Linked DNA regions of Homo sapiens: region 2 is linked to region 1. The links are chromatin loops, found by intact Hi-C in ENCODE. Cell type or tissue: pancreas. All regions are shown on one strand.

Region 1 (4,000 bases):
CCTGGGGTTGCCTTCCATGTGGAGGGATATATGCAAGTGTAATACTCCAAGCCTCTCTCCACCTGGCCGGCCACTCTCACCCAGAAGAGCAGTGATATATTTGATTGGTGATTTCAGGAAATGAAGCTGGGCATACCTGGCCCTGCCCCTTTCTCTCCCCTCTCTCGAGTATAAGCTGCCTGTTTGATGTATGTATTTAGCTCTACTCCCCTGGGGTAAGATAGTCTCAAACCAGTGCTTCCACGACTGGTGGGTAAGTCTATTCAATTTTGGCTTCATCATTAGGAAGCCCATTCACCCACAGATATAACCCATGTTCCTTTATCAGTGTTGTCAGAAAGGAAGATGATATCAGGCCTTCTGTTGTCTTATTTCTCAATTGATTCAGAACCAGAGTGTAAATAGTACTGCCAGTTATTGGGTAAGTATGCAGCATTTTGCTGAACTTAACCAGGGGGGATAGTAAGGGTGCAGCCCCTCCCCTTCCCTACATCCTTCTTCACCTGACCAAGGTCCCTGTTTCCCTTACCCACCTCCTGGGCCTGGGTATTGGCAGAGGCACCCGTAGGCAGAGGACCCAGGCTTCTGGATAGGATAGGTATGGGTCAAGTTCAGCATTTTGCCCACAGCATCGTAGATGAAGATGAGGCTGATGAGGGCACAGAAACCTTCCTCAGTGAAGCGGGTGAAGTAGCGCACCAGCACACTGGCCTCTGTGGCCACCAGCACCAGGCAAAAGGTAGCCACCCAGATGCCCACCCATAGGCGGAAGGGCAGGTAGTCCAGGCTGTAATCTCTGTGGGGATGAGAGACAGGAAGGCTGGCTTAGCAGGGCTGTCTGCTTCCCACTAAACCCAGGTCAGGTGTCCCTCAACCCAAACAGATAGCTCCCACTCTCTCCTATTCACCCAGCCAGGAGCAGGCTGACCATGGCACTAGTGAGGGTCCGGTGATGGGGGGAGCTCTCCTACCTGCTGAAAGAGAAGAGCAGGCGCTCAAAGACCAGCACTGGCCCCGTGCTGCTCAGAATGGTGAGGGGCTGGCCTGCCATCAGGCAGAAGGCAGCTCCAGCCACTGCTGTGCCCAGGAAACTTTCCAGCACTCCCTGGAAGCCAACAGGGGCTCAGCACAGGACCCTGAAGTCCTCGGGGTCCTTTGAAGCTTTGGGAGAGCCTCCTTAACTTACCCATAGTCCCAGGGGAAGGGATGGACTAGGGGACACCAACGCTTGTGCCTGCCCCCTGGGCCCTACCCACCTGGGCACCATCAGTGGCATCTCCCAGCAGACCCCCAAAAGTGATGGCATTAGTGACAGTGGCCAGGTAAATGTAGAGTACGGCCGAGAAGCACTGGAGATGCAGGGCGTCCAAGAAATCGCTGGGGTACCACGGGACCTTCCTGCGCACGTCCTGGATAAGGCCCCCAAACAGCCTCCCGCCCGAGGGTCGTCAGTGATCCAGGTTTTCACACTCCACACCCGCATCCCCGCTACTTTCCCTGTGACCGGGTGAGCCCCTCCCACAGTGAGCACACACCTCAGTTTCCCTGTGACTCCTCCCCTCCCCCAGGTCACCTACCCTTGTTTCCTCCCAGCTCGCCTCACCTGCCGGTCCGCTGCAACTCCGGGCTGTGTGCGTGTGGCCCATGGCGGTGCCTGTCCTCAGCCGAGGTCAGGCGCGGGACGGCGGGACCTCTGATCTCCCGCTGTTGCGAGGGAAGCCTGAGGAGGAGGGGAACCCCAGGTTGGCTGAGGATCTCCAACCAGTCTGCGACTCGGTCCAGAGCTCGTGGCGCCCTGCCCCCTAGCGGCTGCTCTTGTCTCTGCCGGCGAGGGAACCATGGCGACACCTGGGCCTCTAGAAGGTCCAGGTCATATTGCGACCTGTGAAAGCCAGGCTCGGGCAGGGAAGGTCTTTGTTCAGGTCTCTTAGCGAGAGAGTAGTCCAGCAGAACTCAGAGTTAGGTCTGCCTGACTCCAAATCCAAAGATAGGTCCCTATCTCTTTCCTGGGACACCACCCCTCCTCAACAATGGAATTAGACCCAGGGCCTATATGGGCAGGAATCTGTATGGGATGATGGCTCCCAGGTACCTTTTGTGCTGAGATGGCAGACATTTGGGCGGGGGAATCCGGGCTGTTGGGTCCCACCGACCTGGGGGAAGCACTGTCACCTCCTCTAGGAATGCATCCAGGGCTGCCAGAAGGTCATGAAGGTTGCTGGCCCGACGAACTGACCACTGGAATTGCTGGGAATGGGGGCACAGAATGGGTGGTAAGTGCAAACCTGGTCTCTTACATGCATTTTCATAGTCTCAAAACTAGACAGACACAAGTCACAGAGGCAGACAAGTCATTCACACATTCCTTTATGCATGCATTAATTCATTCATTCAGTGGGTATCTATTGAGTGCCTACAGTGTGCCAGCACTCATCCAGTAATGGGGCTGCACTAGGAGACGAGGAAACTTCAGTCTCAGTGCTCACTGTGCCTCATTGCTGTATTTAGGGACACATACAGAGTCCACACACACACACTCACATGAGCCCATGCATGTATGCATGTGTGCACACACACACAGGCATGCACGCGTGCGCGCGCACACACACACACCTGCTCAGCTCACCGGGTCACTGAGGAGGACAGCTGCTGCCCGTCCCATCTCATGGTAGCCCTTTCCCAGCATACAGGGGCCCAGGAGAAGGCAGAAAAACCTGAGGAAGGAACCAGGCCCCAGAGATTCACAGGCTGCTTTCCCACAGGGCAGCCCTGGCCTCTGATGCTCAGCTCTGACCTATCAGCTCCCATAAACACACTCATTTGCACACCTACCATGCAGCCCTGACCACTACTCTCTCCCCAGACCCCTGAGCACCATCCTCCCCACAGCCTCAGAGAATCAGACTGAGACCCTCCTTCCCCTCCTCAGTAAAGACCCTTCTAGGTTCTGGGATCCCTGACTCCCACTCACTCAGTAGCCTCACCTGCTTGGGAGGGACACCTCAGTAAGGGACCCCAGTACCACAGGGTTCCGCAGTCGAACAAAGGCTCCCAGTGGCTGTGCCAGGAAGCCCAGCTCCCCTGCCAGCACAGTCCCTGCCTCAGCTCCTGGAGGTAGCTTCTGTCTCAGGGGGTTCTGACACTGGATGGGGGTTCAAGGAGACACAGAATATGAAAGGTTATTTGGGGAGGATAAGATCTCAAATGATGAGAAATCCAGTGGAGAGTAGACTTTTGTTAATTTCTAACCCCTCTCCCAGCCACTGGAAAGGGACCCCAAGGAAGGGCCACAAACCTGTTCCCTCAGGGGGGCTTCCTCATTGTCAGAAGCCTTTCTTGGATGAGTAGAGCCTACAAAACAGGATTATGCAGTGATTAAGACCACAGGCTTTGGGGGTGGATCCACCAGGATTCCCTAATCACTTTTGCCACTGACAAGCTGTAAGAATTAGAGTATACCCTTCTCCACTCTGAGCCACAGTTTTCTCACCACTAAAATGGGGATAATTGTGGTACTATTTACAGGGTGGTTGTGAAGATCAAATGAGATACTGTGAAGATCAAATGGTAGGCCTAGTGCCTACCAAGTACATGTCTTCACAGAACTCTCTTACGATTCTAGCCCCCTGAATCTTCTCCCCACAACATTACCACCAGTTTCCTCTTGCTCATGAGTCCTGGGTTGGAGCCTGAACTAAGCCTGGGCTACTTCTAGCCCTGGAAGGTGCAGGGGAGATCTGAGACCCTGCCACACCAGGGTCTTGGTCCTGGGCCCAGGGAGGGGCTCTCACCCCAGCAGGGCCTGGTGCCTGTGGTCTGGTTGTAATGCTGGGGTCTCTGCAGCAGCAAGGCCTGCAACTGCCCTCTCAGCTCTGGGCTCAGCGACTCCACCCTGGTCACCTGCTCTGGAGAATGGATTGGGGGTCATCTCCTTCCTGAGAGTTCCCTGCCGCACACTCTTCCCCTTCTCCCTCTGCCCAGACACCTTTCCCTTCTGGGA
Region 2 (4,000 bases), 120 kb after region 1:
TTATGGCTCTAAAGCCTCTGGCAAGCCAGGCTTGCTCATACCCAACTGGGATAGAAAAGGGATCAGAAAGAGAACAGAGGTGACTGGGGCTACAGCAAAGTCATCTCTCACATCCAGCCAGAGCCTACCCTACCCACTGAAGCCTGGCCACCCCAGGCCCTGGGGTCACTGCAGCAGGAAAGCCCCAGGCAGAGTGTCCCTTCCATCTGCCTGGATGGCCTGCCCACCCCGGGATCCTGCATGGGCAGCTCTGGACAGGGAAACCAGAATACAATGGCATGCAGATCCCCTTGAATAACCCCTTCCCTGTGCTCTCCCTGTCACAGGATTGGCTCGCCTGCCCCTGGGACAGAAAGCCCCTCCCCTGCCAGCTCTGGAAATAGCCTGCTTGATTCATGTGCAGGCCATCCCTGGGCTTCAGGCCAGAGACTCAGCTGGAGGCTGGCTGCAGTGGGAGGGGCCTCACAGGCTCTCTTAAGTTACCATTTATTGAGGTATTCACAAGTGCCAGGCCCTGTGCTGAGGGCTTTCTGGACATGGGGCCACTCAGTCTTCATGACCGCCGTGTGGGGCATGGGCATCAGGACATCAGTCAGTCTCCTCACTGCTTCCCCTTCTCCCCAGCCTCCAGAGACAGGGCTGAGGCGGTGGCCATGCCTTTCTCACCTGTCAGAGCCCCTGAACCTCAGGCAGCTTAACTGGGGAAACAAAAACGTCCTAGTCTTGCTTGCTCCACCTTTTTCCTCCAGTTTAATCAGGTTCGTTCTTGCCAGGGCTTTCACATAACATACTTGGAAACGTGGGGAACTAGGGACTTTGAACTCATTACTCCCAGGCAGTGCTGACAGAGGTTAGAAACAGCAGCTACAAAATGGAGGACTTCAAACCAGAGGGCTGTGACAGCCATGACAGGGGCGTTGAGTGCCCACACATAACTTAGAAACCCGAGTCACTTATTTCCTGGAGCACCAAGTTTCCCAAAAGCCTTAGGACCTTTTCACCTTTAGCTGAGGACAGAATCTCTGCTCCTGGGCTGTTGGGAGGATGGGCAATGGGGAGTAGCGTGGGTCTGGAGGTGGGAGTGACCTGCGTTTTCCTTGCTTCAGTCGCCCAAAGCAGGGATGACTAGCGCAGGAGAAACCCCCAAGGCAGCCCTCACAGTTCTTCAGAGCACCTGCGGTGGGGCCCAGAAATTTTACAACTGCATCTTCTAGGTGCAGGGTTCAGGGTACTGCATCTCCAGAGGGTGCACTGAGCTGCACAGCCTAGTCTCTGCCCCAGGATCCCCACCCACCCCAGGGCCTCACCATTCCTGGCATTCTGCTCTGCTACCATCCCCGTCACTCCCCACTTCCCAATGGGGGACTCTGCCTGAGAACTCGTGCACTATCCTGGCTGGCACCCCATGCTACCTGGGTCCTGGGCCACTCAGTACTTGAAGCCCGGGGCCCTCTGTGCACTGAGGCTTAGCTGGCAGTGCGAGTCACCCAGCAGGAGCTGTGGCAGAGGTGGCCCCAACCCAGGTGTTCCACAACCAGAGATGGGCCATCCTGGCAACTGCCTCCTCTACAGCCAAGCAGAAGACAAAAAGCAGGCAGAACTATGGTTACATAAGATGTTAAACTGTTTACAGAAACTACCATCTCGGCAACTCTTCTCTCAATTTCTGTAATTGGAATGCTATTTAAAAATATAAACCTTTTTAAAAAGACGGAAAAAAGGGAGAGGGGTTAAAAGAGCAGTGGGGGGGTGCTGGGATGGTAACAGGCACCACCTTTCTGGGCACGTTGGTAGCAGTCAGTGCCCAACCTGGGAAGAGGTTCTGGTGCCTGCTGTGGCTGCTCAGATTGAGCTGCTTCTTGGAGATCAAGTGCCCCCCTGTGGCCAGTCTAGGGACCGGAGCTGGGTTCCAGCTCCTGACGCGGGCAGGGTCTTAAGGACTGGTTTCCTTCCATAAGCATCAGCGCCAAAAGGCTCATCCCTCATTCGCTATCTAGTGTCTCAGACCACCCTATTCAACCGGCCCCAGAGAAGAAGGGACTATTCCTAGGGGACTACAGGTGGAGTGGGGGTCAGGTCCAGGGGACCCTGCACTGGCTTGCCTCTCTTGCCCGCAGTCAGCCCTTTGAATCAACCCTCAGTATTCTCAGCCCCAGTCTGATGTGGGGCCTGCAGAGGGGCAGGCACCCAGAGCTTTGCCACATGGATGCAAACACAAGTGTGGGGTGGGGAACGTGCAGGGAGAGGTGCGTGAGCACACAGATGTGGCCCAGGAGCCCAGGCTAGGTCAGAAAGGCCCAGGAAGCCCTGGGTCTCAGGTGCGCAGCAGCTTTGGGAAGAGCTGAGCAGTTTCTGGCAGGGGCACCTCCCACCTTCTTGCCTTCAAGCTGGAAGCAGAAAAGATAGATGGACGATGCCAGGCCTGTCCAACAAGCCCTGGGGTCTTCTCCAGGGCCACCAGTGCCCACTGCCACTTTGGCCACCAGACACACCAACCAGTAGTCCCCTTGGTCCCAGGATCTAGGACTACTGTATTGTACATTCCCAGAGATGACATTCACATGGGCTACTCAGAAACCTGGTTCTGGGTAGGCAATGGGCAAGTGGGGCTCCAGTTTCCATAGAGGTCAGGGCAGGGATGACCTGCAGGAAGTGTGAGTATAGGCCTTCTCAGGTGAAGGCTCCAATTCTCAGCCCCATTCTGGCATCTGAAACCTTCATCTGCATGGCTGGGACTTTGTAAATGATGAATCGAGTGCCTTGATGTGGTAATTGAGCCTTATTAGGTCCTTCTTGTTTTTGCAAGTGTCTGTACCAGTCCCAACCCAAGAGAGCTAGGCGGGAAAGGCAAACAGAAAGACCAGAGCCTCCCAGAGGGTTCTGATGCCTGCAGCCTTCTTGCTCCAGGAGTGAGGAAGCAGCACCGTGGCCCCTTATCACCCAGACCAGCGATGGGCACCCAGGGCTGGCCCTCAACTGCTAAGACAACTACAATCACCACACCTTCCAAAAAGTGCCACCAGGGGAGATGATGGCTTTGCCAGGGGCAGGAGGACCTGTAGTCTGCTCAACTGCCCTTGCCCCGCATTGGGCATCTAGACCGACAGAAGGAGGCCAACCAGCCTTCCGGGAGGTTTCAGAGGATCCACAATAGCCCTTTACTGCTCAGATGCAGAGGTAGGAAGGGAAGGGAAAATCTTTAAGCATTTTCCCAATAAGTAAAAACGTCAAGACAGCCATGAGACGGCTCCTGCAGGGGCAGAGAGAGAGAAGACTCAACTTGCTATGGTTTCAGTTCAGCTTTCCTTGGATGTGCAAGTGCAGTGGCATCGTTTACTACCCAGCGCAAAGGGGCTACACTGATGAGAACAAAATGTCCTAAAGGCAATGCCACTGTGCCTCTGTTCAAGGCCAGTGAGTAAGTACCAGGTCCGTGTGCTGAGTGGGAGAGTGATAGGGCGAAGGATGACCAGGAACAGCAGAGGGACCAGCCCAGCTTCTGTCCTTCCAGGGAATATCTGGGCAGAGGCAATCAAGGGTCTGTAGTTTTCATCAGACTGTTTGAAGGGTAAGATAGGAGAAGGTAGGAACCTCTTCCATTTTCCCCTTCTTATACAGGGAGATGGATATGGAGCTGACAGAATCAGCACAGCCTTGGCCCAGGCTCCACAACAGCAGCTGCCTTTGCCTACTAAGCTCAGAGCCTTCCCTGGGCCTCCCGAGCCTCTCTTCCTGCCCTACTCCTCCTGCCTCCTTTTCCTGCAGCTTCAGCTCTGGCCTGGCTTTTCTGTGAAGCTTAGTCCCAAGATACCCACTCCAAGGTGAAGTAGACCAGGAGCTGGCCAACCAACTCACCCACCAACCTGTGTCTCACCTGACTGCAACCCAACCCAACAAGCATTCAGGTTGCCATTGCTCTCCAGACAGGTGCGGGCGTTTACATGGATTGGTCTGGAAAGGGTGAGGGCTTGCCGAGCTGTGGATGGGTCCTTGCTTGTAG

What was found. A loop is a pair of places that touch in the nucleus more often than their neighbours do. Peaks named below come from ENCODE experiments on the same cell type or tissue, not always from the same donor. Only the 100,000 strongest peaks of a DNase experiment are listed, where the experiment ranks them.
Region 2: it touches region 1 in a loop (2.2-fold over the local background); 82 of 110 quality-filtered maps call a loop at or near these places.

The regions. Positions count from the first base shown.
Region 1 is chr5:140,361,159-140,365,158 of GRCh38, reverse strand. It overlaps SLC4A9 (solute carrier family 4 member 9), which reads right to left. Exons shown (of 22, transcript NM_031467.3): 3 at 3,792-3,905; 4 at 3,296-3,351; 5 at 2,985-3,142; 6 at 2,627-2,714; 7 at 2,093-2,247; 8 at 1,604-1,720; 9 at 1,257-1,431; 10 at 972-1,105; 11 at 534-796. Among named protein-coding and RNA genes, the nearest start is that of SLC4A9, 3.0 kb to the right of the region's middle. RefSeq lists enhancers at 1,539-2,084, 1,955-2,104. In pancreas, a CTCF peak has its summit at 1,802 (motif pointing left); DNase peaks (open chromatin) are centred at 1,018 and 1,798; H3K4me3 peaks cover 305 bases.
Region 2 is chr5:140,237,923-140,241,922 of GRCh38, reverse strand. The region is part of intron 2 of CYSTM1 (cysteine rich transmembrane module containing 1); the gene reads right to left. Among named protein-coding and RNA genes, the nearest start is that of PFDN1, 63 kb to the left of the region's middle. RefSeq lists enhancers at 1-181, 182-1,020, 1,859-2,697. In pancreas, CTCF peaks have their summits at 1,697 and 1,903 (motif pointing left); DNase peaks (open chromatin) are centred at 412, 1,420 and 1,872; H3K27ac peaks cover 1,037 bases.